Linked DNA regions of Homo sapiens: region 1 is linked to region 2. Evidence: chromatin loops called from intact Hi-C (ENCODE). Cell type or tissue: A673. All regions are shown on one strand. Links, peaks and the distances in the headings refer to the core of each region. The heading gives the core; the rest is flanking DNA. Region 1 holds the start of LOC124902662 (a long non-coding RNA gene). Region 2 has its middle 42 kb from the start of API5.

Region 1 (15,269 bases), core at 3,223-11,222, 150 kb after region 2:
GGATAATTTTTTAAAATTAATTTTAATTTTAATTTTAAGTTCCAGGGTACACGTGCAGGATGTGCAAGTTCGTTACACAGGTAAAGTTTGTGTCATGGTGGTTTGCTGCACCTATCAACCCATCACCTAGGTATTAAGCCCAGCATGTATTAGCTATTATTCCTAATGCTCTCCCTCCTACCACCCCACCCCCTGACAGGCACCAGTGTCTGTTGTTCCCCTCCCTGTGTTATGTGTTCTCATTGTTCAGCTCCCACTTACAAGTGAGAACATGTGGTGTTTGATTTTCTGTTCCTGCATTAGTTTGTTGAGGATAATGGCTTCCAGCTCCATCATGTCCCTGCAAAGGACATGATCTCATTCCTTTCTGTGGGTTCATAGTATTCCGTGGTATATATGTACCACATTTTCTTTATCCAGTCTATCACTGATGGGCATTTGGGTTGATTCTATGTCTTTGCTATTGTGAATAGTGCTGTAATGAACATCTGTGGGCATGTATCTTTATAATAGAATGAGTTATATTCCTTTGGGTATATACCCAGTAATGGGATTGCTGGGCCAAATGGTATTTCTGGTTCTAGATCTTTGAGGAATCGCCATACTGTCTTCCACAATGGTTGAAGTAATTTACATTCACACCGACAGTGTAAAAGCATTCCTATTTCTCTGTAACCTTGCCAGCCTCTGTTGTTTCTTGACTTTTTAATAATCACCATTCTGACTGTCGTGAGATGGTATCTCATTGTGGTTTTGATTTGCATTTCTCTAATGATCAGTGTTGTTGAGCTTTTTTTCATATGTTTTTTACCAGCCAGGATAATTTTTTTTAGGAGTGACTACTGAAGGTGAAATTTCTGGGTGAGAGAATCTGAATGGCTAAAAATCTTTTAATATATATACAAGGAGACTTAATAATTCCTTGTAACATGTGCATTGTAAAATAACTATGCTTGGATTTCATTTTTTTTTGCACTAAAATAAACTCATACTAACTTGTTATAACATGTCTAGACAGGATCTAGTTTGAGGGACTAAAAATGCTAAGATATCACTTTGAAAAGAGCCCCTACCAGAACAACATGAATTCTGATAAAATTGAATCAAGAACAAACATCAAATTTATGGTGGAGCCTGGGTGGAAACATGGTGAAATAATTGATACTTCACAAAATGTTTATGAGGGCAATGCCTCAAAGAAATCAACAGTTTACAAGCAGATAACTCATTTTAAGAAGGGACAAGATGATGTTGAAGATGAAACCCTCAGCTGCAGATCAATTTGTGAGGAAAAAATTAATCTGGCTTATGCCCTAAATGAGAGGACCAATGATTAATAGCAGAAACACTAGCTAACAGCACAGACTTCTCAATTGGTTCTACTTACTCAATTCTGCCTGAAAAACTAAAGTTTAACAAACTTTCCACTTGATGAGTGACAAAATCATTGCGTCGAGTAGCTGCAGAGAAAAGCAGAGCTTTCAATGTAAATTCTGAGTAAGTGTGATCAAGATCTTGAAGCATTTCTTCAAAGAATTGGAAGAGGAGATGAAACATGACTTTACCAGTATGATTCCACAGACAAGGCACAATCAAAGCAATGGCTACCAAGAGGTGGAAGTGGTCCAGTCACAGCAAAAGTGGACCAATCAAGAGGAAAGGTCATGGCAACAGGTTTTTGGGATGCTCAAGGCATTTTGCTTGTTAACTTTCAGGAGTGCCAAAAATGATAACATCTGCTTATTATGAGAGTGTTTTGAGAAAGGCAAAGCTTTAGCAGGGAAATGTCCAAGAAAACTTTACCAGACAGTCCTTCTCCACCATGACAATGCTCCTGCTCATTCCTCTCATTAAACAAGGACCATTTTTTAAGAGTTTCAATGAGAAATCATTAGGCATCCACCTGACAGTCATGATTTGGCTCCTTCTGATATCTTTTTGTGTCCTAATCTTAAAAAATCTGTAAAGAGCACCATTTTTCTTCAGTTTTTAATGTAAAAGGGACTGCGGTGACATGATTAAATTCCTAGGACCCTTGGTTCTTTAGGGATGAACTCAATGGCTGGTATCATCACTTACTAAACTGTCTTGACCTTGATGGAGCTTATGTTGGGAAACGAAGTTTATACTTTTTATTTTTGTCTTTTAATTCCATTATTCTATGAACTTTTTGAAGTCACCTCATATTTATTGGCAGTTGCTGTAGGAGAGCTGCCGGAAATGAACTGGAGGAGCAGGTGCTCCAGAAGTTGAGAGTGGGACTCCAGGGAGTACCTTGAACTGCAAGTGCTCTAAGTGCCACAGCAAGTGATGGAAGCTGCAGCTTAGTTCGAGCTAAAGCAGAAGGCTCCTACTGAGACTCAATCACATGAAGAACCCCTTCTGCTCCCAGCTGAAAAACCCAGGACCCCTGGGGCTTTACTGTTTCTGATGTGGCTGCCTACTTATGACCACTGCTGAGACTTGCCTCCAATCTACTGTGCCCGAGCTCTGGGCTGTTTTATCTTCCACATTTCAGGCCATTTCACTGAAATTTGAGTAAATGATTGATCACTTTAAAGCAAGGAACAAATGAACTTGCTGGGCAGTCAGACCTCCTTCCAGCCACACACTTTTGTGCACTCAGTGGTGGATACAATTTCATTAGCATTTGATGGTTTGTATTTTATGTGCCGTGACAGGCAGACCAATCCTAGTGATTTATCAGGGCTGCAGTTAAAGACTAAGCAGGAATGCTCTTGGGGTATGGAGTGGACATTGGTCCCTCATCAATGGTTAAGACTTCCCATGCAGACAGAGTGGTAGCTCTAGGGGAAAAAGCTGAGGTGGGGGAAGGAGAGTGTGAACTGAATTGGTGGCTAATTGCTCCAGCAAAGGTTAGAACTTGGCACTTACTATTTTACATACTGAAAATGAAAACAATATCTTACCCATGAATAGTGAGTAACTGCAAATTACCACCAGCACCACCACATTTGTTGAACACGTATGTGCCAGGCATTGTGATAGGTGTTTGACCCCATTGGCTCACTTATTCCTACATTGGTTTTTCTCTCTGTTTCATTGAGGAGAAATCTGAGGCTCAGAGAGGATTAAAGATAGGTCTACCTATGTTCTTGCACTTGCTTCCTTAGGTTTGTTATTGCCTATTATAGGGTGATTGTTGCATGAATGCTCTTAAAAATTGCAAGTTATTTTCCAACAATATCTGCTGCTTACCAAAATCCTTGTTACTCTCTTCTTCTGGGGCACACTGCTAGATTACATTTCCCAGCCTTTCTTGAAGTTTGATGTGGCCATGTGACTGAGTTCTGTAGAATGCAAGATAAGTAGAAGTGGTACACATCACTCCAGGTGCTTCTCTCCTTGTAGCTGGTTGTGATGAGAGAGTTTCCCTGGGGTATAGAAACCACATGTCAAAGATGGAAGATTCTTTGTCAGTGCTGTGTGGAACAGGAAGACACCTCTTTGCCCCCAACCCACAATTCTTTCATCTGCCTTTACTGGTTTGTAAACAACATGTAAATTTCTATTTTGTTTAGCCACCATATATTTTTGGATCTGTTTTTTTTCTGATATTAAGTTACCCAAATAATACCAAATGCCAACTCTTAACAATTCAAAAGGATCCAGCAGAGATGTTCCAACTACAGGTTGGAAGTAGGTCGAAGGGATTTGCAGTTGGAAGCAAGTCATTTCCTTAGGCCTGCAAGGGGTGGTGTCCTCCCTTGGGTATGTTTAATGGAGGTTCCAGGGCACTGCAAAACTTAATGTATTCCAAGTTACAGAACAAGCACCAGAAGTTCCTGTTCAGAGATCAGCCTATTGTTTTCTCACATAAAAAGACTTTCCCAGCAATAATAACAGTTAGATTTCTATTCCTGTTTAGGTTATCATCACCTTTGGCAGTAGCTGGAACCAAGGTTATACTAGGTCATGATAATCACAATTTAGTTTAAGTCTAGAGGATCCCAGGACTTTGTCTGACTTTGTCTTTTGAAAAACTTTCTGAGGTATTGAAATGGAGTCAGGAAGCAGTTGGTGTCTCTGTGACTCCTGTTGTTACTCTGGTAGATTGACAGGTTTACCCAGAAGGTGATGGTTTTAATGAATGAATGAATGTATGGGTTGCAATAATAGGATTGGGTTTGATGAAGACTTTCCTGGCAGTCAACTTAGGTTTTACCCTGGCATCTGACTGGAATTCTTTCTGAATACATTAACAGAAAAGCTAATAGGATGGGCACTTTATACCGTCTAAAGTTGGTAGGAGGAGAGGGAAGAAAGACCTTTTCTTTCCTTTGTTCCTGCTTGTTCTTTGGTGTTCACAATGTTTTTAGTGGGTGTGATGATGGCAGTGTGATGGACGATGCAATAGGAGAGGACCAGAGGCCATACGATGCTAATTAGATGTGAAAATATCTGAAGTAGTTTTTTGAGGGCACAATGACAATTAAGTAATTTCAGTTTTTAGTGTACATAATTATAAGATATCCAGTTTGTATTAGTCCATTCTCATGCCGCTATGAAGAAATACCCAAGATTGGGTAACTTATAAAGAAAAGAGGCTTAATTGATTCACAGTTCCGCCTGGCTGGGGAGGCGTCAGGAAACTTACAATCTTGGTGGAAGGCACCTCTTCACAGGGTGGCAGAAGGGAGAATGAGTGCCAGCAGGGGAAATGCCAGATGCTTATGAAACAGTCAGATTTCACAAGACTCACTCATTATCATGAGAACAGCATGGGGGAAATCACCCCCATGATTTATTTCCACCTGGTCCCACCCTTGACACATAGGGATTATTACAATTCAAGGTGAGATTTGGGTGGGGACACAGAGCCAAACCATATCACAGTTTTTCCAGAAATTTGCTCAAATGCTATGATCATTTCTAAGTATTTCCTGACAGCATCCCTCCTCCTCATTCCCCACAAGAAGTTGGTTGTATCCCTCCATACAGTTGCATTATACTAAGTAAACCTATCTACTATAACACTTATACTACCAAATTAATTAATTATGCAATTAATTTATTGACTTCCAAAAGTTTAATTGAACATCTATGCTGTGTCAGTTACTGCAAAGGACATAGGAATATAATCATGCATTAGACACAAGTATCTCACAGGCTGGCAGAGGAGACTGACAAGTAAATCAACAAGTGCAGGGAAGTGTGATGGGTATTATGACTGAAGTATGCACAGAGTGAATTAAGAGTTAGTGTCTAAAGGGTGGATTAAGTATGAACAGAGTGGATTAAATGTTTGACGTCTAAATTACACTGCAAGTAGTTCCTGGAAAAGCCTCTTGGAAGTGATGACCCCCGTTACAATTAAAGCTAAATCCATAAGGAGAATTGGGAGATGGCAAGGCGGAGGGTTGTCATTTAAGGTAGGGGGACTAGCACAGGCAGAGACATGGAGGTGGGAAAGAGCAAGATGCATTTCTAAGCTATTAAGTAATTTGGGAATGAGTGTGGGGGAAATGTAGGCAACATTTTGTAACAGTTGGGTTTTTCCTTCCTGTCTTTTCTTGATAGTTTTTGGGTTCTTGGATCATGCTTTATATATCTTTATATCCTGGAATCTGGAATGCCAAGAGTTTCAGTTAATTTTTGTTGAATGAATGAGAGTTGGCTAATATCAAGTCACTGACACACATGCTGGTCTCAACTCTCAGAGCTGCTGGTTTGATGTCCAGTCCTCTGGGCCTCAAGTCAGAATGGATATGGAGTTCTTCAGCTATGAAACAGCTGCAAGTTTCCTTGCAAACAACAAGAAAAGAAGCACTAAATATTTAAAGCTTAAAAGTTAAATATTATTATAAAAGTAATTTAATATAAATGACTTTCAGCAAATCCTTATCCATATTTTATGACTGCAATGGGTGTCTGATTTCTAATGTTTGTGAGCAATTAATTTTAATGGTTATGTACTCTCAATTTCCCTCTGTTTTTCTCCTTAGCAGATTCTAGGTCTGTCAAAGAAAGTGAAGACCTAGACATCAGATGTCACTGTGGACAGAAGGAGACATAGACCCCTGAGTTGAGGTTTTCAAATACAAGTTAATAGGCATTCAGAAGTTGCTAAGTGGCACATAAGCAGTGATTCCATAAATCTCTGAAGTACAGTATTGGCTTGGTGACATGATGCCTTTATTCCCTCATTGAATAGTTCCACAGAGGTAAGTGTTCTCTCCTTTGTGATTTCATAGTACCTTCATTAAATTCCCTTATAGCAAGAATAACTGTGATAATGACTGTTTTTTATTGAGTCTCTACTATGTAACAGATATCACACTGAGGCTATTATATTCTATTACACTAACCATGGAAAATTGGTATTTTATTCTCCATTTTTCAGATAAAGAACTGAGCTCAAACAATGCAGCTGCTCAAGTTCAAGTAAAGTTTTGTTTTTTTTTGTCTCTTTTTGAAATTCTCTATTGACAGGAGTCTCGTCAGTTTCTCCCTTCAAGCCCAGTAGCACAATGAAGAGGATAAGAGTACTCAGTGGATGCTCAGTAAATGTTTTTTTGAATGACTAAATGAATGAAGGCAAGAACTGGTACTATGAAAGAATAATAATAATCATCATCATCATCTTATATTAAGCACTTGCCACCTCACAAAGATCTTTTAAAGAAAAAATCTCTTCTGGGATTGAAGGGGTGACTGATTTCTCTCTAATGCAGTGTCCTCAACTGTACAAATTCTCATGCTCCTTTGCAAGGGATTTAGAGAGGAAAAGTGAGTCCCTTATCCTTCTCTTCCATAGCCTTCTGGTTCTAATCTAAGGGTAGAAGTGGCAACAAGGAAGGTTGGTTGTTTCTTGATTTTTGATCTTCAATTATGACTAAGTTCACTCTCCTTTTTATGCTGATAAGGGTCACCTTTTGATAATTTGGAAGACCCAACTTTGGCTGTGATAGAAGGGAGAGTTGTAGAATTGCATTGTTCTCTAACACTTGCACTATATGTTATGGGAAAATATTTTTGTCTTTGGTATTTCACATCTGCATCTTTTTTGCCTTGAATAAATATATCATAAATTTTTGCCTTGAATATATGTAAAGTTATGTAAATATAGTTAATTCTTCTAAATAAGTGCCTGGGATCACACAGACCATTTGCCCTTTGCAGTTTAACATTGAGTATCCCTGGTCACCTGATAGGAGAGCTCTGTAAGGGCCAATGTGGCTCTTGTGGAGGGTTTTGCTGAATGTCAGACAACAACCCAAATTCCCAAATTATGTCATCCCAGTGGGAGGCTATCTTTTTCAGTTCAATGGACATTGACTTCTTACTTTGGGCCAAGCTCTGTGCTAGGTGCTGGAGGGTCCTTAGCCAAGATCCGAAGGAATCCGTGGTGAGATGCATGTGGCAGATAGAGAAAAAAGCAGGTAGCATGGATATGCAATGCTTTGAGAACTAATGAGACTTAATGAGAAAATATGGGGGAGAAGAGGGCTGGAGTGGACAACAAGCTGTTTACAAGAGGGACTTGGGATTTGGATAGGTTAAATAACTCACCAATATTACACAGCCAGTAGGGGGCAAAACAGGGATTGAAACTTTGATTTCTCTAAGAGACAGTGAAGAGACAGTGTTACAGTTGCTTAGTCATGAAGAATCGTAAGACCTTGGTATGAAGTCTGACTTGTCTGATTAGCTATGTGACTTTGGGCATCTCGAATAATTTCTCTGAGCCAGCATTTTCTCAGCCTTCTTGATGCTGCTGCTTCAGAGGGTGGTTATGAGGATGAAATGAGATAACATTGGCAAGGTGCTGATCATCTTGCCTGGAAGCTGGTGAGAACCAACTAAATGGTAGCCGTTAGAATCTGCTGGAATGTATTTCTTTGTCAAAGCCTAACAGGGGTGAGGATTGAGAAAGAGGAAGTCCCACAGGGTCTTAGATAAGGTAGACTGTGATAGATAAGACAGTTGGGTTAGAAACTGTGGTTCTCAAACCTAGCTGCCCATTAGCATCACTTACAGAGATTTAAAAGCACAATCATCTCTGAACTCTATACCCAGAGATTCTTATCTGCAACTTAAAACAAGCTACCGGTGATTCTAACTATCCAACTAGATTGAGAATCATTGGATTGGACAATCCTAGGAGGCAGATGGCTTTGAGGTAAATTTTTGTACATCCCCACCTCTGTTTATCAGTGTGACTGGCATCTCAGCCAGTGGGTAACCAGCGAAGTGTCCTGCAATGAGCTCTGTATTGTAATATTGATCATTCCGGAGTGCTGACGGCAGGGTCACGTTGCTAACTAACCCAGCATCTGTAGACTATGTAGACTATACCCTGAAGGGGCATGATCAAAGTGACATTGCTGAGGTCAGGCCTAAGATTGATGTGTGGTGATGAGAGGTGACAAATTCAATCACAGGCCAGAAGGGAGTGGTAGAGCAGTCATACTTACAGGACCTCGGTATATGTATATAAGCCTTGGGCTACTATGCCTCTTCTCACCTGCCTAACCAGTGTTAATTTCTCCAGAACAGCAATTCCCAGCCATTAGTCACAACATGCTTGTATGTTCTAATCAATATAATAATGCTTTGTTATTATAATGAAGCACACGAATTTGTAAATAATTTATTTAAAAATTTAATAAAAATACATATTAGAATGAGATGAGGTTATCTCTGTTTTTCCTCCTCGCTTTTGCAACCAGCCAAGAGCAAGGCAGCAGCCATCATCTCTGCTTTGATAACTGCAATTGCCACTTGCTGCCCTTTCGCATCTATTCTTCCTCCTCCTTTCATTCTCCACCTAGCAGCCAGAGTAATTTTCTTAACATGTAATTCAGACCATGCCATGCTCCTGCTTAAACCTGCTGGTACCTTCTCATTGTGGTCAACATAAAATACAAACTCCTTCCCCATCCTCAAGGCCCAGTGTACCTCTTCATTGACACCTTTTTCTCTCCCGCTGGACCACTACCCTTGAGCTCTTGAAAGTGCTGAGCTCTTTCCAACCTCATGGAGTTTGCATCTTCTGTTCCCTCTGCGTAGAATTCCTTTCTTATTGTGAGACAGGCTCTCAAATATTACCTTACGGAAGAGGCCTTCCCTGACTCTGAACTGAAGTGACTTCCCCTGACACACTGCCCTCCCAACCCCATTACTTCCTATCACATCACCCCATTGATTCCCTCCATTGCAATGAACACCACCATTAATGACTAAATCTTACTTTTTATTTGTACGTCAATGTACAGCAGCTATTTTTCCACTTTCATAATGGAACCTCCATAAGGCAGGAGCCTTGTCTTTTTTATTGCCAGCACCTAGCATAGTGATATGGTTTGCCTGTGTCCCCACCTATATATCATCTTGAATTATAGCTCCCATAATCTCCTGGTGGGAGGTAATTGAATCATGGGGGCGGTTACCTCCATGCTGTTCTCATGATAGCGAGTAAGTTCTCATGAGATCTGATGGTTTTAGAAGGGGCTTTCTCCCCCTTCGCTCTGCACTTCTCCTTGCTGCTACCATGTGAAGAAGGATGTGTTTGTTTCCCCTTCTGCCATGAAGGTAAGTTTCCTGAGGCCTCTCCAGCCCTGTGGAACCATGAGTCAATTAAACCTCTTTCTTTTATAAATTATAATTTATAAATTACCCAGTCTTGGGTATGTCTTCATTAGCAGCATGAGAATGGATTAATATACATAGTATATGGCATGTAGTAAACATTTGATAAATATTTGTTGAAAGAAGGAATAGTTCAATAATTCTGTCATTCTTATACATTCTGAAATACTTTCTAGAGGAGAAAGATAGGTTGGAATGATAGCTGGCTGTAAGTGGCACATAAACTGGGCAGGCCTAGGGGAACAGTCATTTATTTAGTCAACAAATGCCTGTTGAGTATTTGATTGTCCAGGCACTGTTCTACGCACTGAAAATACAATTATACACAAGGTAACAAGTTCTCCTGCTCTTATGAAGCTTATGGAAAATATTAACAAAATGAACACGATTATTCCAGTAAGTTATAAGTTCTATGAAAACATTATTCATGACAGGATGGTGTGGTCAAGAATGATGGGGGCTACTGTAGACAGGGTGGACAGGGAAGGCTTCACTGAGGAGGGGGCTTTTATGAAGGATCCCCAGGACAGTGCTTCCTAGAAGGATCTTGTATGAAAGAAAAAAACTTTCAAAGTCACTGCTTCAGGAGATAATACTAAAGCTTTAATTAGAATCCACTTAAGTCAGATGCTATTTTGTTCCCTAATAGTGATTAGCACTGTCCTGGGTAATTAACAGCCCTTAGATTTGGGAGAAGATATAACTTAATTATCCATCTGACCTTGATTTTGTAAGTGTTGGGCCAAAAAGAAGGAAAGGGGCCAGAATATAGCTGGGGAATGGAGACAGATGTAGACCAAGCTCTATCCGGCTGAAAAGGGATCCACTGGGCAAATGGGGAATGGATTTCCTGCAGGGAGGTAAGATTCCAATGACTGAGCAACTTGCTGGTTCTTTCACACTAGATGTCCTGCTCTCTGTTTCCATGCTATTGCTGGTGTGACCTGGCCCAAGACATCTGCATGCCACCAGTGACTTTGCTCCATTGCTTCATGCACACCCACTTTTCTGGAGACTAGAATTTCAAGCTCACGGTTGCTAACCCCATCCCTACTTCAGCCTCCCTGGCTAAGGTGGGCTGGTCACCATCCAAAGCTAAGAGATCCCCTTCTAATAGAAGCGACAAATTCTTCATGCCCCCTCATTTCCTCCTCATTCGATAAATCTCTCCTAAAGTCACAGACAGTCAGACTCTGGAAAGTTGTGAATGAAAGAGATCAATTTTTTTTCCAAAGTAGGGAAAGTAATTTGTGTCTTTAACTTTTAACTTTTTTTTCCTGACTCTAATTTCTCCTTGTCTTCCTCTCCTTTTCTTCTACTTCCATTCAAGTCTGCTTTGGACTAGAGTTTCAGATTAACTTTCAATTCTTTCTTTAGTAGATTTTTAATTATCCCAAAGCCACACTGAGAGCAGGTCAGTTCAGAGGCTCCAGGCAGCTTTGCTCACATCTGCAGACCACGTAGGTATAATCTCTATGGCAACTGACCCATGTTGGTTAGGAACAAATAAGCTGAAAACCAAAGGTTAATTGCTGTTTCATTTCTGCTTCTTTTTTTCCCTTGCAAGTCCAGCATTGTGGATGGAAGTTCTAATTAAAATCAAATTATCAGCAGATTGAGCATCTTCTTTATAATTTCAGTGGTTGAAAAATTATTCTGGCTGCCTTGAAAAGGGAAAGCAATAGATGGTTTCTATTGGCCTCCATGGCTCCTCTTCCCACCTCTAAGGCAAAGACAAATAGCTTAGAGGACCCAGCCAAATGGCCTGGATCTTTGCTACACCTAAGAACAGTATGCACCTTCACTGTCACTTGATTTTGTTATTAATACTATCACTGATAGTGCTGACCATATTGGGAATTTACTTTCTGCCATGCACTGTGCTAAGCACAGATGTACATGATCTCATTTAAATTGTGAAGCAACGCCATGAGAATCTCTACGTTCTTAACTCCTTCTTACAGATGAGAAAACAGCATCAGAGGTATGAAATAGCTTGCTCAATGCCAAATAACTAATAAATTGCAGAGCTGGGTTTCGAACCCAACTTATCTGATTCTAAAGCTCTTAATCTTTAGTTGGATCCTCACATATGCACCTTGAGGCTCTGAGGTGGTTAGAGAGGCTGGGAGAAGGAGACGACTTGGTTTTCCTTGTTAGTCACTTCAAATCAATATGCTCAGGTCATATGTTGGGCTTTATGTCCCCACACAAAGCTCATCTCAAATTGTAATCTCCACTTGTTGGGGGAGGGACCTGACGAGAGGTGATTGAATAATGAGGGTAGACTTCCCCCTTGCTGTTCTTGTGATAGTGAGTGAGTTCTCAGGAGATCTGGTTGTTTGAAAGTGTGTGGCACTTTCCCCTTTGTTCTCTCTCTCTCCTGATCTGCCATAGTAAGATGTGCTTCCTTCCCCTTCACCTTCTGCCATGACTATAAGTTTCCTGAGGCCTCATAGCCATGCTTCCTGTACAGCCTGTGGAACTATGAGTCAATGAAACCTCTTTTCTTCCTAAGTTACTCAGTCTCAGGCAGTTCTTTAAAGCAGTGTGAGAACGGACTAATATATCAGGGATTTGGTTAAACTCATTATCTTCCCAGTATTCCTGAAAGAGTAATTATAAATTTAGGGAATCATGCTACACATTAAGTCTTATATACAGTTTCTTTATTTTCCTAGGATGAAAAAAATCAATATAAGGTCTTTTACTTGTCACCTTTAAATATAGTGCTCTTGTGTTCATTTCTTGCCTTTGCTCAAGTCTTCTCCCCCACTGAGGAATTCTCCTTCCCTTTCTATATTTGCCATTTGTGCTTCTCATCCTTCGAAGGCCAGTTAAAGACACAATATTCTTTATGAAATGTATTTTCTTTGATAACAATAGCTCACATTTTATCATTTATCATGACTTCTTTATAAACATTCACTTTCTGAATTGTACAGTAGTAGTTAACAATTTAAACTGCAGCTCAGATGTCCCGGATTTGAATCCCAGCTTCACTATTTAATTTAATACTTCAATGTTTTTGAGCAAATTACTTCTCTCTGTGCTCAGTTTTCTCAGCTATAAACTGGAGATCATAATAGAATCTACATTTTAGAGGGTTCTTCTCAGGATTAAATGAGTTTTCACAGGTAAAAGACTTAGAGAAGAATGCAGGCTGATAGTACGTGTTGCTGTTAGGTCCTGTCTTATTCATTAGTTGTTTTGTTTAATATTATTCAGGACAGAACTTTAATTCAAACAAATTTAAGCACAACAGTGGAATATATTGGCCCTATAAGTGGGAATTTCAGTGACAGACCTAACATTGGGATCACTGGATCCAGAGACTCAATGGTATCACTCAGCAATACTTTCTCTGTGTGCTGGCTTGATCTCAGGCAGGTGCTATATTTATGGTGCTCCCTCCATCACTAGGTTTATATCCTCTCACTGAAAGACTCCAGAGGTTAGGCAGCACCTCCCTCCTCTAACTTCAGTAAAAATTCTGGGGCTGGTTTTAATTGTTCCCGTTTACATCACTGAAGCAGTGGTTGTGGCCAGGAGGATTCAGTAAACTCACTGGCCAGGGCTTGGAGACAGAGAGTGGGGTTAGCCCTATTCAAATCATGTGGCCAGAGGGTTCTCCAAAGAGGAATCAGGGCATATGCTTATTTCAATGTCTGTCACTGCACTTTTATGGTAAGGCCTTATTGGGAGAATAGTGTTGGACTCATCTTTCATACTTAACATTGGGCAGAAGCTCAGAACAAAAACTTCCTGGTGACGGCCTTGCATGTGGTGTCTGCCCGCAGGACTAGGAAGTGAGCTGCTTGAGCTTTAGCCTGCAAACCTAGATCCATTCAAAGCTGCCTTGGAAAATCAGCACTTGGGAGAGAAGGAGCGAGGGTGTGAGCAGGACAGAGGGAGAAGAATGAGATGTACGGGAATGAGAGGCACCTTCATCTGCATTTGTAATGTTTTATTTATTCACAGAAGGATATAAAGCAAATACGGAAAGATGTTCATATTGGTTAGACCTGGGAGATGGGAACTTGAGTGTTATAATAGTCTTTGCCTTTTCTGCATGATATATTTCATAAAAAATCAATACAAAAACAACAACAAAACAAAGCAAAATCCAGGAGCAGGAGCTACTTAGCCAGACAGCTTTTTTCCTTCTGATTTTCTTGTATACCAAAAGAGAGAAGTTCAGTAATCACAGAATCCTAGGTGCTTTTCTGATGAATGTCATTTGTGAAAGCCCTTTCTGCTCTTTTATCTGAGAGGAAACATGAAGTTCAGAGTCATCTTCAAGGAAAGTTCAACAGCTTCTGGATATGAATTGGAGAAAGCTTTATTTGAAACCTTTTATGAGGAATAAGAATGTCAAAATTTATGATAATCATAATGATCCTAGTAATAATAGTTATCCCTTATTGAGAACTGATTCTCAGGCACTGTGCTAAGCACTAAATGTATATTATTTTGTTAAATTCTCCCAACAACACTGTGACGTGGGTAGTTCTGTTACTCCTACATTATAGATGAAGAAGTAGAGGCTCAGATGAGTTAAGTGACACATCCAAGGTCACACAGCTATGATATGTGGAACTTGGTCTCAAACCCAGGTCTGTCTGGTTCAAAGGCCGGTTTGGCCCCCACTCCAAGTTATTTGTTTACCCAGGAGTAGGTCTGGGCACCAACAGGCTTTGGCAGTTAGTATTTCCCTCCCCAAAGAGCATCATTAAGCACACTGGCTCTGAAGTATAAATGCCAGGCTGAGCCATGCTGCTTACTATGATTTTTAATCTCTCAAGCAATGTGAGCTTCAGGTGTACGGGGATAAAACGGTGGAAAAGAGCACTTTCTTCATTGATTTTCCTGAGGATTAGATGGGGATGTGCATTTAAAATGCTGCACACAGTGGTTGACAAACAGCAAGTGCTCAATAAATGTTAATTTTGTTTCCTGCCATTTCAGACAACATGGATGAACCTGGAGTGCATTATGCTAAGTGTAATAAATCAGACACAGAAGGATAAATACTACATGATATCACTTATACAGGGAATCAGAAATAGTCAAAGTCATAGAAGCAGAGAGTAGACTGGCGATGACTAGGGGCTGGCTTGGGGAAGGGGGAACTGGGAGGTATTATTCAAAACATACGAAGTTACATTTTTGCAGGATGAATACTTCTAGAGATCTACTGTACAGTATGGAGCCTATAGTTAACTATATTATAACTGTATGTAAACAGTTATATAGTTAACAATAGTTAACAATAACTGTATTATATAATTAAAATACTTTAAAATGCTAAGGGGGTAAATCTTAAATGTTCTTATCACAAATAATAATAACAATAAGGTGAGAGGAAACTTTGGTGGTGATGGATATGTTTATGGCATAGGTTGTGGTGATGGTTTCAATGAGTGTATACTTTGTCTCCAAATTTATCAAGCTGTATACATTAAATATGTACAGCTTCTAGTATTTTAATTATACCTCAATAAAGTGTTTTAAAAAGAAAAGGGAAGGTCTCACAAGTCTACTCCACGTTAGTCTATTTCATCAAAATAGAATCTCTCAGCATCTTTAAAAATTAATTTTTATCACATGAATCAACATTATGTGATTCTACAAGGCTTTTTAGTGAAAATGGACAA
Region 2 (15,269 bases), core at 4,033-12,032:
ACACACATATAGTCTTTTTTTTTGTTTTTGAGACAGGGTCTTGTCCTGTCGTACAGGCTGGAGTGTGGTGCTGCAATCTCTGCTCATTGCAACCTCTGCCTCTCGGGCTCAAGCAATCATCCTGCCTCAGCCTCCTGAGTAGCTGGGACTACAGGAACATGTCACCGTATCTGGCTAATTTTTGTATTTTTAGTAGAGATGGGGTTTCATCATGTTGGCCAGGCTGGTCTCGAATTCCTAGCCTCATGTGATCCACCCGCCTCGACCTCCCAAAGTGCTGGGATTACAGGTGTGAGCCACTGCACCCAGCCTACACATATAGTTTTGATGATTTACCTTTCCAATACCCCCTTAGCTCAATCCCATTTAAAGATGAGAAAACTAGACTTAGAAGTACGCAAGTATCCAAGAGGAGAGCTGAGATGTAAGCACAGGTTTTTGGAGTCCACAGTGACTGTATTTCAAAGTAGCAATAGAAAGAAAGGCCAGCATTTATCCAGTGCTTGCTGTGTACTAGGCCCTATGCCAAATGTCAAATGTGTTATTTAACATCATCTTCTTGACAGTTCTAAGCAGAGGAATACCATTGTCCCCGCTTCACAAATGAGAACACTGAGGAGCAGAGAAGTCAATGAACTTCCTTAAGACCACATAGCTGCTAAAAAAAAAAAATGACCTATCTAGAATTATCACCCAAGCCAGTATGACTCTGAGCCTGAGTTTAACACTACAGCTTAAAGTCTTCCTGAGAAATGTCTGAATTCCTCATGTACATGTCCTTTTGAAACACTTGCCTATGATTATAATGTACTTTTGAGTACATTATTAGTTTGATCTTTAAATTAGTACTTATAGCGACTTGTTTCTTCCCCAATGTTTATTCCCTTCTCCTACTATCTATATTAGTTTTCTAGGGCAGCTGTCACCAAGTGCCACAAGCTGGGTGGCTGAAAACAATAGAAATTTATTGTCTCCAGTTCTGGTGGCCTGAAGTCTAAAATCAAAGCATCAGCAGGGCCATTCTTCCTCTGAAACCTGTAGGGGAGAAATCCTTCCTTGTCTCTTCCTAGCTTCCAGTGGTTTTCTGGTAGTCTTCGGTGTTCCTTGGCTTGCAGGTGTGTTAACTCCAGTCTTTGCTTCCATCTTCATGTGGTGTTTGTCCCTTATGTGTCTGTGTTTTCTCTTCTTCTTTTTTTTTTTTTTACCTCAACCCAAAAGGTACAAAAATAGATTGTAATTAGGTAAGTTAAGATGAGGTCATACTAGAATAGGGTGGACCTTGTTTACAATATACTTTTCATTTTTATCCAGGTAACAGAAGTACAGAGTTTGGAGCCATCATAAGGAATGAAATATTGGCATTTGCAGCAACCTGGATGGAGTTGGAGACCATTGTTCAGAAACCAAATATCATATGTTCTCACTTATAAGTGGGAGTTAAGCTATGAGGATGCAAAGGTGTAAGAATGATATAATAGACTTTGGGGACTCAGGGGAAGGGAGGGAAAGGGGTGAAGAATAAAAGACTGACTACACAGTGGGTACAGTGTACACTGCTCTGGTGATGGGTGCATCAAAATCTCAGAAGTCACCACCAAAGAACTTATCCATGTAACCCAAAACCACCTGTTCCCCCAAAACTACTGAAATAAAATAAAATTGAAAACAAACAAAAAGAAGTAGAGTTTCAACAGTCAAATGTCACTCCAAGAACTAGGACCATGGCCTTTCCAGCTCTTCCCAAGGCCTGTTCTGGGAGCCACTTTGTGTTAGCACTGTCTGTGCCTCTCTGGTTATAACCTCATTTTCCTAAGTGGCCCAATGCTCACTTTCAGTGGTTGTTCATTTTAGGTAAATGGCAAGCCAGTGGGACAAATAGGGGCAATTTCTCCCCTCAGGTAGCGCAGACCTGATGCAGGTTAGGTGCCTGAGGAGGCTGTGATCAGCAGGTGGTCCTGACATGGGAATGTCCCGCAAGGCCCAGAGGTGGGTCATTCTTGGCACATTGATGGCACAACAAAGGGCCTCACATGGGGACCCATCACTAGGCTTCGCACTCTCACCCTGGCGAGGGAAATGGCTGTGACTCCTCCGTTTTATTCTTAATGTATATGCTCCTCAACTTACAATGGACTTATGTCCTAATAAATCCATCATCAGTCAAAAATGTCATATGTCAAAAATGCACCTAACGCTGCTAACAGAGCAGATGGTTCCCGACTTTCAATGGTTCCATTTATGCTTTTACCATGTTATGACAGTGCTGGAGTGATGTGTTTTCAGTAGAAATTGTAACCCTATCATGATTTAGAAGGAGCTCCTCTACCTACAATGGGGCTACCTCCCAAAAGACCCACCTCAATGTTGAGAAATCTTAAGTTGAAGCATCATAAGTCAAGGACTGTCTGTATGCATTTTACTTACATAGAAAGGTTACACAATCCATGTGTACATTATAATACACACCCGGGTCATATCTACAGGACAGTTCCGGAGTCTGTGATAGCCCCACTTCCTTCATCTGGGTCACCACAGTCTCAGTGTGCCCTTTGTGACATGTGACCTCTATATGGAAGCAGTCACCAGTGTACCTGTGGCTGAAGGTGGAAGCGCCACGGGCTCACCTCCCTCCCATTTCCTCAACCCTTTTCTCTCCTGTGGGTTTCTTTGCTTTCTAGTCTGCTCCCCACGCTTCCTCATGGTTCTTATTGCTCTCATCCCCCCTGCCCTTCCCTGGGCTTACACTTTTCTGTCTCCCACCCCCAAGCCACCTTCCCTCTCAGCTTGACTCCACCTCCCCCGTGATTTCTGATCTTTTCCTCCAGCCTGCCTTTGGGCTTTGTTGCGGGAAGACAGGGACCCCAAATGGAGGGACCGGCTGAAGCCATGGCAGAAGAATGTGGATTGTGAAGATTTCATGGACATTTATTAGTTCCCCAAATTAATACTTTTATAATTTCTTATGCCTGTCTTTACTGCAATCTCTAAACATAAATTGTGAAGATTTCATGGACACTTATCACTTCCCCAATCAATACTCTTATGATTTCCTATGCCTGTCTTTACTTTAATCTCTTAATCCTGTCAGCTGAGGAGGATGTATGTCGCCTCAGGACCCTGCAATAATTGCATTAACTGCACAAATTGTACAGCATGTGTGTTTGAGCAATATGAAATCTGGGCACCTTGAAAAAAGAACAGGATAACAGCAATTGTTCAGGGAATAAGAGAGATAACCTTAAACTCTGACTGCCAGTGAGCCGGGTGGAACAGAGCCATATTTCTCTTCTTTCAAAAGCAAATGGGAGAAATATCGCTGAATTCTTTATCTCAGCAAGGAACATCCCTGGGAAAGAGAATATGCGCCTGGGGGTATAGGTCTATAAATGGCCCACCTAGGTGTGGCCGTCTTTTCTGGTCTGTAGACTGTAGGGGTGAAATAGACCCCAGTCTCCCATAGTGCTCCCAGGCTTATTAGGAAGAGGAAATTCCCACCTAATAAATTTTGGTCAGACCGGTTGATCTCAAAACCCTGTCTCCTGATAAGATGTTATCAATGACAATGGTGCCCGAAACTTCATTAGCAATTTTAATTTCGCCCTGGTCCTGTGGTCCTGTGATCTTGCCCTGCCTCCACTTGCCTTGTAATATTCTATTACCTTGTGAAGTGCTTGATGTCTGTGACCCATACCTATTCACACACTCCTTCCCCTTTTAAAAATCCCTAATAAAAACTTGCTGGTTTTGTGGCTTGTGGGGCATCACGGAACCTACCGACATGTGATGTCTCCCCCGGATGCCCAGCTTTAAAATTTCTCTCTTTTATACTCTGTCCCTTTATTTCTCAAGCTGACCGATGCTTAAGGAAAATAGAAAAGAAGCTATGTGACTATCGGGGCAGGTTCCCCAATAGGGCTCCTCCCTGGACACTGCATTTCTTTTCACCCTCTTTCCTCCTCTCTTTACTTTCTACTTCCAGGCCTTTGCTCACTGGCTCAGTCTTGTTCTGCTCTCCCTCCTCCCATGGCCCCCACCCTGCACCTAGATGGGGGCCACATGGACTTGTGGGAAGCCACCATCCTGCACACACCATTCTCTACAGCACTTGGACCCTATTTGTAAAAATCCTGCTCCTTTATTTGTTCAGAAAAGCAGCCTTGTCCCCAACCCAACTGAAACCCAGCACATGCCCTTTGGTGACAACAGCCTCAGCACCCTCCTGATGCCAGGCCCAGGGGTGCTTTTTCTTCTTATAGGGAAGGACACCAGCCATGTTCATATAAGGGCCCACCCTGTTCTAGTATGACGTCATCTTAACTTAGTTAATAACAACCTATTTCTAAATACAACTGGTCACATTCTGAGGTACTTGGGATTAAGACTTCAACATTTATTTGTGGGAGACACCATTCAACACATAACAATATCTCTTGAACTCCTGGCCTCAAGCAATTCTTCTGCCTTGTGCCTCCCAAAGTGCTGGGATTACAGGCATGAGCCACCATGCTTTGCTCCATAACAATATCTCAAAAGGCAGTACAGTGGCCTGGTGTGTGGGTTCTAGAGCCAGAGTGCTGCAGTACAAATCCTGGCTCTGTCACTGAATGACTTAGAGCAAGTTACTTGGAGTATCTGGGCTTCAGCTTCTTCCTCTATAAATCAAAGGAGAACCTCAGAGGAGCATCATGAATTAATATACATAAAGCACCTAAAATAGTGTTGGAGTAGAAATTGCTTATGCCCTTTCCAAATCCCCTTACCAGCTGGTGCACCCATTCCTAGCCATGGCTGATAACTCACACCAGTGATCTTCTGTGGAAAAGGTGGCCCATGGGAGCCGCCCTGTTGGAGATGTCTGAGAGTTTGATTTCCCCTTCAAACTGGCCAAGGCTGGACTTTATCTGGGACCACATCCTTGCTTAGCTCTTTCTCCTTGCCTGAGCTCTCCTGAGAGCACAGCCTCAATAAGTCAAGTGCATCTGAATTCCTGCCTCAGGCTCTGATTCCAGGGTGCCTGACCTGAGCCAAGTGCCCTGGATGAGAGTATTAGATTGCTTCGGCTGGGCGCGGTGGCTCACACCTGTAATCCCAGCTCTCAGGGAGGCAAGAGGCTGGAGGATAGCTTGAGCCCAGGAGTTCGAGATCTGCCTGGGCAATATAGCGAGACCCCGTTCTCCAGAAAAAGGAAAAAGACAAACAAACAAACAAACAAACAAAAAAAACAAAAATGAAAGTATTAGATTGCTGTTACCATTAACATGTTCAGGGAGTGTATTAGTCCCTTCTCAAGCTGCTAATAAAGACATACCTGAGACTGGGTAATTTATAAAGGAAAGAGGTTTAATTGACTCACAGTTCAACATGGCTGAGAGGCCTCAGGAAACTTACAATCATGGCAGAAGGGGAAGCAAACATGTCCTTCTTCACATGGTGGCAGCAAGGAGAAGAAGAATAAGCAAAAGGGGGCGAAGTCCCTTATAAAACCATCAGATCTCAAGAGAACTCACTCACTACCATGAGAACAGCATGGAGGTAACTGCCCTATGATTAAACTACCTCCCACTGAGTCACTCCCATGACATATGGGGATTATGGGAACTACAATTCAAGATGAAATTTGAGTAGGAACACAGCCAAACCATATCAGGGAGCCAGGAATTTACCTCCCAAACTCCCTGCCTTCCCCATGATTCAGTACTGCAATTATATATATATATTTTCTGCCATTTATCTTACAATGCCAAGAATGAAAAGTTTTCCCCGTACACATTGACGGGTTCCTGGGCTGAGACTGTCCATGCGCACCCAGGGGAAGCTGTCCCTTCATCATCACTGGCCACCCCTGAGAGTGTGTGCAGGCCTGAAGCATTTCTCTTTGCTTTACCTCAACTTCGGACTGCTAAGTTTCCTCTGCACTTCACTGCAGCAGCCCACTTCTTAGTGCTTGCTCCTCAGTCATTTGTATGGAGGACGAAGTCTACTTTGTGACAACATCTGGGATTAGTAAATGTTGTTGGCTCAGCCTAACCCAGTTCCACCCTATCTGAACTCAGGTTGGCTTGCTACACCTTAGCCCTGTCCCTGTCATCATCATCATCATCATCATCAATCATCATCATCATCATAACTGCCTCTTAGCAAATGACTAGTATGTGCCAAATTGTCCATAGTATATGTAATAATAACAAAGACATAAGTTTTAACCTTCAAAAATACCTTGAAATAATGAGTGACATGCCGTTTTATTAGTGAGGAGCAGAAGCTCAGAGAAGTTAGGTTACTTCCTGTGGCCACACAGTTGAGCCAGACTTTGAATCACAGTCATTTGGGGGAGAACCAAGTGTAACTACTCAAGTTCTTTGTTGAAATTACATTCTCTATAAGCCCTGAAACCATGAGCCATTGATTTTGTCTAGCGAATAGCACTTCTGATAGCTGGTGTTCTAGGCCCTTCCCAGAAATAAGAAATGACATTGTAACTCCTTGAATCTGTCCTTTCCTTTTTTTCTCCAACTTGGGCTTAAAGTTTCCTCAAATTGTTTTACTTCTATTTGCCATCTGAAGCTTCCTTAATCTACTGCACTTCTTCTCCTCCATTCCCCAAGCCCCGGGCAAATTCATGCATATTATTTGCCCATTTCATTCTGTTCCTGAGATTTGTTTCTCTAACATTCACTCAAGTTTATGCCACCCAAGTTCCAATTCATAATAAGATTTGCATTTTCAGACTTACATTTAAATCAAAGCATATGAGATTCTTGTTCATCACAAATATTAAGAAGGGGGTAGTGGTCATGTCATTTGTCATAATTTATCATGATGTTTGGAAATACTTCATTAATTAAGTTCCCAAACAAAGCCTCCTTCTTTCCCCTTTCCAGGAGCCCATTAATTAGAATTAGATTATTTTGAAATCACGACTTGGTAGCAACCTGTGACAGATATCTGGGTTACTCAACAAATCACAGGGGCTCTATGAAATTGCATAGGAAAAGCTTCGCAAATGACAATACCCACTAACAAACTCACCTTTTCCAACAGTTCTCCAGGACACATCCTTCCATGACTCAGGGTCTTTGTGAGTGGGTGTCAGGCTCTTGATGTTTGATGAAAGATGAATGTCTAACAAATGCAGTGCAAATTCAATGGCAATCAATTGCAAAGTGAAACTGAAAATATTGCAAAAGGTGTAGGATTTCATGAAGTCGAGGGAATTGATATTGGAGGATGGTCTGAACCATTGGCAAAACAGGAATCAGAAGAACCCTTATAAATTGAAGCAGATAAGGATGAGGATGCCTGAACTTCTTTGAGAGAAAATGATTAAAATATCAAATGCCTAAGGGAGTCTCTTCGGCAAAATGAGGAAGCCTTTAAGTATTTTTCAAAAATGACTCTCTTATTTGTTCTCACTGAGAGCGTTAAATATGAAATAAAGAATACCCTATTGTGCAATCACACAATTTTGTGAAAAAATTATGCTAAAGGAATCAATGCATGATTTATTCTTTATTCTGGAATAGTAATGACCTACAGCTTGTTATTTATAAGTTTAAATCAATTTTTATAACTTTTCACTTCAGGTTTTATTATTTTATTTTATATATGTACATATATATATGTACATATATATATATATATATATATATATATATTTTTTTTTTTTTTTTTTTGAGACAGGGTCTTGCTGTCACCCAGACTGGAGTGCAGTGGCACGATCACAGCTTACTCCAGCCTCGACCTCCCATGCTCAGGCCTCCCAAGTAGCTGGGAGCACAGGCGCGTGCACCATGCTTGAATCCTTCCTTCCTTCCTTCCTTCCTTCCTTCCTTCCTTCCTTCCTTCTTTCCTTCCATTCTTCCTTTCTTTTCTTTCTTTTTTCTAGATGAGGTCTCGTTCTGATGCTCAGGCTGGTTTTGAACTCTTGACCTCAAGGAATCCTCCCACCTTGGCCTCCCAAAATGCTGGGATTAGAGGCGTGAGCCACCATGCCCAGCCCACTTCAGGTTTTAATATAGAACCCCAGTAAACCTCGTTTTCTCTATTTTCTATGACGTTTTCCTCTCCTTTTAAGTAAGTTCATTCACGGTAGTCAATTACCCCTGGAAATCAAAGCCTGTCTGTATACGACAGAGTGCCTGCCCACAAGGAGCTTCTGGTGTTATTGGCGAGGTTTTCCAAATGTGCTGGGCACAGGTCAGTGACGAGTGAGAGGATTCCCTTCTGACCAGGCTGTAACTACGGTTTAACTGGGGAAAGAAGAGATGGGAAAAGGAAGGAGGAAATAAATGTCTTCTATGTCCAGTCAAGATCTGCAGGATCTGTAGCCTGGTCTGGCCTTGCTTTCTTTGGCTCCCAAGATGACCCTCTCCTTCTACACAAACCCTTTTTCCTGCTGCTGTCAGAAACATGTTGACAAGACTCTTTTGTTGGCTTTCTGAGGGAGCTCATGAAAAGCACGCTGGGAATTCAGCAAAACACCGGCGCTCTAACTGCTCCTGAATGAGACAGAATTAGAAAATGGCTTCAAATTGAAAACTTAATTTTCAATTAGTGTACATTCAGGCAGGAGTGGGAGGGATTAAGGGATGGCAGCTTGTTTGGTTAACACACTTTTTAGAAGACACGCTTGCAAGCTATTAGTTAGCTTCCTCCTTTCCTCCCCCTCCCACCATCCTAAGTGCTCCTTGCTCTGTAATTTGGCAGCCGCTCGCTCCCCGGCCTGCTGTGCTCTCAGTCCCTGACCGACTCAGATGCAGATGGCAGCAGCGCAGCCACAGGAAGTGGGACGCAGCCTGTGGCCTCCGAGATTGGCTTCTCTGTGTCCTCCTTGCTGTGGACCCCGTGACGCCACAGGTGAGCTTGCCACCTTAAAAGACGCATGTCCTTCTGATGGCTTTAAAAAACACGTTTGGAAAAGAAAAAAACAATTTCTTTCTCCAGCATATTTGGCCATATTATCAGGCTCACCATTGGGCAAATATGTTCAGTGCAACGTCTAAATTAGGGATTTGCAGTGAGTGGGCTTGAAGGTGGGAAGAATGAATGCTGTAGGAATGGAGTATGAAGTTGGATATAGGGGATGGCAGAGGCACAGGTCAGGGATACGGATTGCTTTATCTGCTCTCTGGTGCCCTCTTTCTCATCTTTAGATAGGTGTCATCCACTTCTCTCCCTTTCCCCTTTCCCTAATTCACAAATACTTATCAGGCCCTGAGTGTTCCAAGCAACCACAGCCCATTCCCCTTGGTTAGCCCTGCTTTCTCTTGGTACTTTGCTACCTGTGATGAGTTATCTGTGGAGTCAGTGTCTCTAAAGTGAAGCCTCAATTAACACGTGCACGTGTAACATGGTGTGTTTACAAGCCCTGTAACTGGAAATCATTAATTCAGTCAGCAGAGCAATAACTTCATTAGGAACTTCCTTCTGTCATTAGTAGGCAAGAGAAAGTGTGCCACTGTGATTAAACATGCCATTTCAGACGTGGCAGGCAAGACTGCTATCTGCTTGGCAGGCGTTTTTCATCTTTTCATCTTCCTTCCAACTCTTCTCAGATACAGCAAAGCTGGCTGCAAACATTGGAAGCCAGCATTTCATTCTATAACAGGCATGGCCGCTGGCTCCGCTGATCTGTCACTAGGGTTTTCCTGACTCCTTCTTCGACCTTGGCTCACATCCCAGCCCCAAGCTCCTGGCGACATCTGCTCCCTACAGATTGGCCTGAACAAATTCCAAGTGCCTTTACTTAAGGCTCTCTCTCTCTTAGTGAGTGCAACCCTAGGCTAATTTCTGCAACCCCTTCTCAAAGGCATCAGTGTCCTCAGCCGCCACCAGTGAAATCCTTCCCAAGGTTAAACTCCTCTCCAGAGAAGCGATCGCCACACAGTTTCTTCATTAGCCGTATCGTGCTAATGAGCAACTCTTGTTAATCCCTTCTCTGCCATCCAGGCTGTAGCCTTCCAGCCAGTTTCCAAGAAGTGTTGGATTTAATTGAAGAAACGATGAGATTGGCTCAAATGCTAACAGAAGCTTCCAGACTGAAAAAAAAGGAGAATAGGAAGGAGTTTTGAAAACAAACTCCTGCTAGACAAATACCAATGAATCTTGACAGCTCAGATGCAATTAATTGACTTTGAGAAATGAAACTGAAAGCTAGGATTTTCAGGCTTAAAGGGTCCTAGAAGTCTTGTAATTCAATCCTTTTATTTAAAAAAAAAAGGAGGGGGAGAAATTCTGATTTAAAGCAGCTAAAGGACCTGCTCAAGTGTCTAACAAGGCAGTGGTAGAGGAAGGTGTCTAGCCCAAAGACTGGGACTGTTCCTCTTCCCTGCGATATTCACTATACACATAGCCCTTCTCTTTTTTCCTGTTGTAAAAGCAGTTGAGAAGGTTTTTGGTGATGGTGTCAATGCTCATCTACTTACATTTTTCTTTTTCTCTCTTTTTTTTTTTTGGGGGGGGGGGCGGAGTTTCAGTCTTGTTTCCCAGGCTGGAGTGCAATGGTGCAATCTCGGCTCACTGCAACCTCTGACTCCCAGGTTGAAGCAATTCTCTCACCTCAGCCTCCCGAGTAGCTGGGATTACAGGCACCTGCCACCATGCCCTGCTAATTTTTGTATTTTTAGTAGAGATGGGGTTTCACCATGTTCGCCAGGCTGGTCTCCAACTCCTGACCTCAGGTGATCCACCTGCCTTGGCCTCCCAAAGTGCTGGGATTACAGGCATGAGCCACCAGGCCCAGCCTACTTCAATTTTCAAGGATGTCAGTATGCTTCTCCCCAAAATTTAGGGACGCATCAGTCAGAACTCTTTTGGTTGCAAGAGATGAAAATACAACTTGTCAGAAAGGAGAATTTATCAGCTCATAGTCTCTAAGGGAGGTTGGGTAACTAAATCATAGAAATCTGGGATGCAGGACAAACTAGAACAAGCTCTGGAATATCACCAGCTCTTTCTTTGTTTTCCACTGTGTCTCCTGCATTCTTTCTCACTGAAGACTGCTGTTTTTTCTTTTTTCTTTTGTTCTATTTTTCATATGGAGGGGAATAATTGCTATCAACAGTGCTAAGTTTTACGTCTTACAGCTCCTACCATTGAAGAGGACTTAATCACACATATATAGTCTCAATCCTTAGAAAGTGTTTGGTTGGCTGGGGGTGGTAGGAGGAGCTGGCTTTACGTATTTCAACTTACTTGATCCTTATAACAACCCTACGAGTTTAGTACAATTAACAACATTTTGGTTTCATAGATGGAGATAATAACACAGATAGGTAAATTTGCTTGCCCAATGCCACACAGGTAGAAAGTGGCAGACTGGGATCTAGACCTGGGCCATCTGGATTTTGGGTATTGCATTAAATCATCATGCTAATCTGTGTCTTAAGTGGCCAGACATTATTATGTATGACAATGAGTTTTGGAAGAACTTCTTCTACTTCCTTAAATACTTTACCTACCTGTTGAATAATGATGTTGGTTGATTTAATTCAAAGTATCCGTATTCCCCTTAAAAACAGAAATAACCCTGGGAACAATATCCTATAATTTTTGTTAGTAAGATACTCTCAAATTCAACTAACATTACTTATACCCTTATTTTATTTATTTATAGAGAGAGGGTCTTGCTGTCACCCAGGCTGGAGCACAGTGGCATGATCATAGCTCACTGCAACCTTGAATTCCCAGGCCTAAGAGTTCTTTCTGCCTCAGCCTCTTGAGTAGCTGAGGCTGCAGGTGTGTGCCACCATGACTGGATAATTTAAAAATATATATTTTGTAGAGATGGGGTTTCACCATGCTGCCCAGGGTGGTCTCGAACTCCTGGGCTCAAGTGATCCACCCGCCATGGCCTCTCTAAGTGGTGAGGTTGCAGGCATGGGCCACCGCATCTGGACTTAAGTGCTTATTTTACATGCTACATTAGTACCATGAAGCGGGTGGTATTAATCTTCACTTTACAGATGAGGAAACTAAGACTTGGCAAGGTTAAGTGACTTGCCAAGGTCACACAGAAATAAAGCAGGCAAGCCAGGATTTGCACAGGCCTGCCTTTTTCTGAGCTTAGCACTCTCTAGAATACTGTGCTTGTCAATGAAATGAATCTGTCCCATGCTTTCTGGTTTGCAGAGCTGATTGTATTAGGGAAGGAAGGTGGAAAGTAAGAGGAGAAAAAGAAATTGTGTCCTTGAGGCTTACCGTAAAAGTGAGATTCTTTAAAAGATCTAAGGGGATTGATGTATGAAAAAAAGAGGATGGATGTGAGGGGCTAGTCCAGAAAATTCTAATTCTCTCACTTTACTGCCCAGAGAGAATGGAAACATTCATTGACATGAATAGAAGGCTCCAGCAATTAGGGTGTTAATATTCTGTGTAGTCACAATTATGTTGTAACTACCAATTATGGGAAAACTCATCATTTTACTGTAATGTAATTACATTAAATAGCACCAGTCATGTCGGTGCAAAGACTGGGGCAGCCTCTAATTATCCACTGTATCCAGACACCTCAGCCTGGATCAGGAATAATTGGTGTAATGTGGTTTTGCATTTCAGGGTTGGCCTCCGTATTCCTCAGAAAATCTTTTCTTGCTTTCTGAACCTCCCTTGTGCACGTGATTCAGCTGTGTTTGTGACCTGGAAGCTGATGAGAGGTTAACATCCCCAATCTAGGTGTGTCTTAGTATTTCCCTGAGCAAGAAAGGAATTGAGAGGAAAGCATCTCTTACAGTTGGTGAGCCCTCTGAGGACCAAGACTGTCTTTCTTTCTTTCTTTCTCTCTTTCTTTCTTTCCTTCCTTCTCTCTTTCTTTCTTTCCTTCTCTTTCTTTCTTTCTTTCTTTCTTTTCTTTCTTTCTTTCTCTCTTTCTCTCTCTTTCTTTCTCTCTCTCTTTCTTTCTTTCTTTCTCTTTCTTTCTTTTTCTTTCTTTCTTTTGTCTCTCTCTCTCCTTCTTTCCTTCCTTCCTTCTTTCCCTCCCTCTTTCTTTCTTTCTTGCATGCTTGTTTGCTTGCTTGCTTTTTCTTTCTTGAGACATGGTCTTACTCTGTCACCCAGGCTGGAGTGCAGTGGCACAATCTCAGCTCATTGCAACCTCTGCCTCCCAGGTTCAAGTGATCCTCCAGCCTCAGCCTCCTAAGTAGCTTGGACTACAGGCGTGCACCACTATGCTTGGCTAATTTTTGTATTTGTTTAGTAAAGACGGGGTTTCACCATGTTGGCCAGGCTGGTCTCAACTCCCAATCTCATGTGATCCACCTGACTCAACCTCCCAAAGTTTTGGGATTACAGGCGTGAGCCACTGAGCCCAGCCTAGTTTGATTACTTTTCAAAAATTCTTTTTCCCCCCTGCAAATCCCATTCTTTTCAATCCAAATCCCATTCTTTTCAACATTGGGAGGGTGCCTTCAAGGATTAGTTTTTGTGGGTGTCTATGTTGGAGATTATACATTTACTTTTTTGAAAGCCAATCACTTGTGAAGTTGATCTCAATGAACATCCTTGGGGAAAACCTACATCTTAGAAGGACAAAGGGAGGTGCAATGAGGTGAAGAGGCTCAAAGGTATGAGAAAGCAAAAAAAAAAAATGGTCTCATTTTTCTTCTTTCTTTGATGCTTGGATTTGGCAGTGATCTGATTTAAACATTAGGGGAGAGCAGCAGATGGTGTGATTTATATTCACACATAAAATGCTTTCCCAAGTGATTTGAAGGCCCTGGTGGATTTTAAACATTGTAATAGCTGTGATTATTTTGTTGTATTTTATAGACACATTGTGTTTTGGTCATTCCTGATTGATTTCTTCTCAATTATAAAAGCAGCAGTGGTAAGGATAGGCATCTCCCATTTAAGAGACAGGGAAAGCAGGATGGAGGAGATGATTAAAAAATAGATTTACCCTGGGAGACTTCAGCGCAGGTCACTGCATCATGAACTGGGAGTGAACAGAGACCCTGAGAGCCCAGCCTGACGGAATTTAGTTCATTCTCAACAGAAAACAGATACGATTACAGTGGAGGTCAATAATCGAGTTGCACCAGCCGTGGGATTTGTAGCTTCCTGCTGACTGATGGGCCTCACCTTTCCAGACGAATTTTCTTTGCTTATATTAAGTCTCTGCAGAGAGGATTTTATTGCTCTCTGTGGAGTTAGAGAAGTTAGGCTTTTCAGTTTGGACCTTGTGATTCTAAGTTAAACAGCAACTGACCTTCTTAATTAATATCTAGAAGAAAGAGCCATTATTTTGGAGAAATCCTCAAGCTATTTCAAAGAGAGGTAAAATCAGGATACTGTGAGGTGCCTCATCTTCCACAGGGAGAAGCTGAGGAGGATGGCACTGAGCTGGAACCTGGAGGTGAGAGCATTTTAGGAAACTGAGTCATAAACTTGACCCCAGTGGATGTGCTTCTGGCAATGCTGCAGACCCTGGAATAAGAAAATATCTAAATAATGGCATGAAGTTTTCAGAGTTAGCAATCCCTCCTCTATATTTTGATCTTAATTGTTGACTACCTAACTTAAAACATTTTATTGTCTACTTTTATCCCCAGTGTGATTAATGCTTATGATAAAATTCAAAAAGTCACAGAGGAGTCATTATCCTGTTTCTCTGTTGCACCGACCTCGACATCTTGCCTGTGTCCCACATTTCCCCCACATGCCTATAGATTGGTGTATCCATTTCACACTGATTCAAGAAATGGAAACTGAACAGCTAGAGAAAACCTTCCCTAGCACTGAAACCAGTGGTGAATTTGGTAAATGCCTTGCAGAATATATGGAAGAAGAACAAGCATTTAAAAGATCTAGAAACACTGATGGTTGAATTATGCGTTGTGTTTCAGAGCAAGAATGCTTGGACAGTGATTGGAAAAGGAGATAAGAATATTAAGGCTTTCTGTATAGACTACAGAGCCAGGGTTCTAGCCCCAGAGGGCAATGGCCCCAAGTGCATGCTGAGTATCAGTGCTGATATTGAAACAGTTGGAGAAACTCTGAAGAAAATCATCCCTACCTTGGAAGAGTACCACCATTATAAAGGAAGCAACTTTGATTGCGAATTGAGGCTGTTGACTCATCAGAGTCTGGCAGGAGGAATTATTGAGGTCAAAGATGCTAAAATCAAAGAGCTTCAAGGGAACACTCAAACAACAATCAAGCTTTTCCGGGAATGCTGTCCTCATTCCACTGACGGAGTTGTTCTTACTGGAGAAAGACTATGGAGTTGTAGAGTGCATAAAATTATCCTTGATCTTATATCTGAGTCTCCTACA

Evidence for each region. Hi-C counts contacts between places; a loop is a spot of excess contacts. Peaks named below come from ENCODE experiments on the same cell type or tissue, not always from the same donor. Only the 100,000 strongest peaks of a DNase experiment are listed, where the experiment ranks them.
Region 1: it touches region 2 in a loop (2.0-fold over the local background); 1 of 110 quality-filtered maps calls a loop at or near these places.

The regions. Positions count from the first base shown.
Region 1 is chr11:43,112,101-43,127,369 of GRCh38, reverse strand. LOC124902662 (a long non-coding RNA gene) reads left to right here and starts at 5,902. Exons shown (of 2, transcript XR_007062656.1): 1 at 5,902-6,185. In A673, for the core only: CTCF peaks have their summits at 7,375 and 7,575 (motif pointing right); DNase peaks (open chromatin) are centred at 4,599 and 7,569; H3K27ac peaks cover 444 bases.
Region 2 is chr11:43,262,852-43,278,120 of GRCh38, reverse strand. It overlaps the pseudogene HNRNPKP3. Among named protein-coding and RNA genes, the nearest start is that of API5, 42 kb to the left of the region's middle. RefSeq lists enhancers at 8,247-8,746, 8,747-9,248. In A673, for the core only: no CTCF peak of the experiment used is centred there; a DNase peak (open chromatin) is centred at 8,680; H3K4me3 peaks cover 323 bases; H3K27ac peaks cover 884 bases.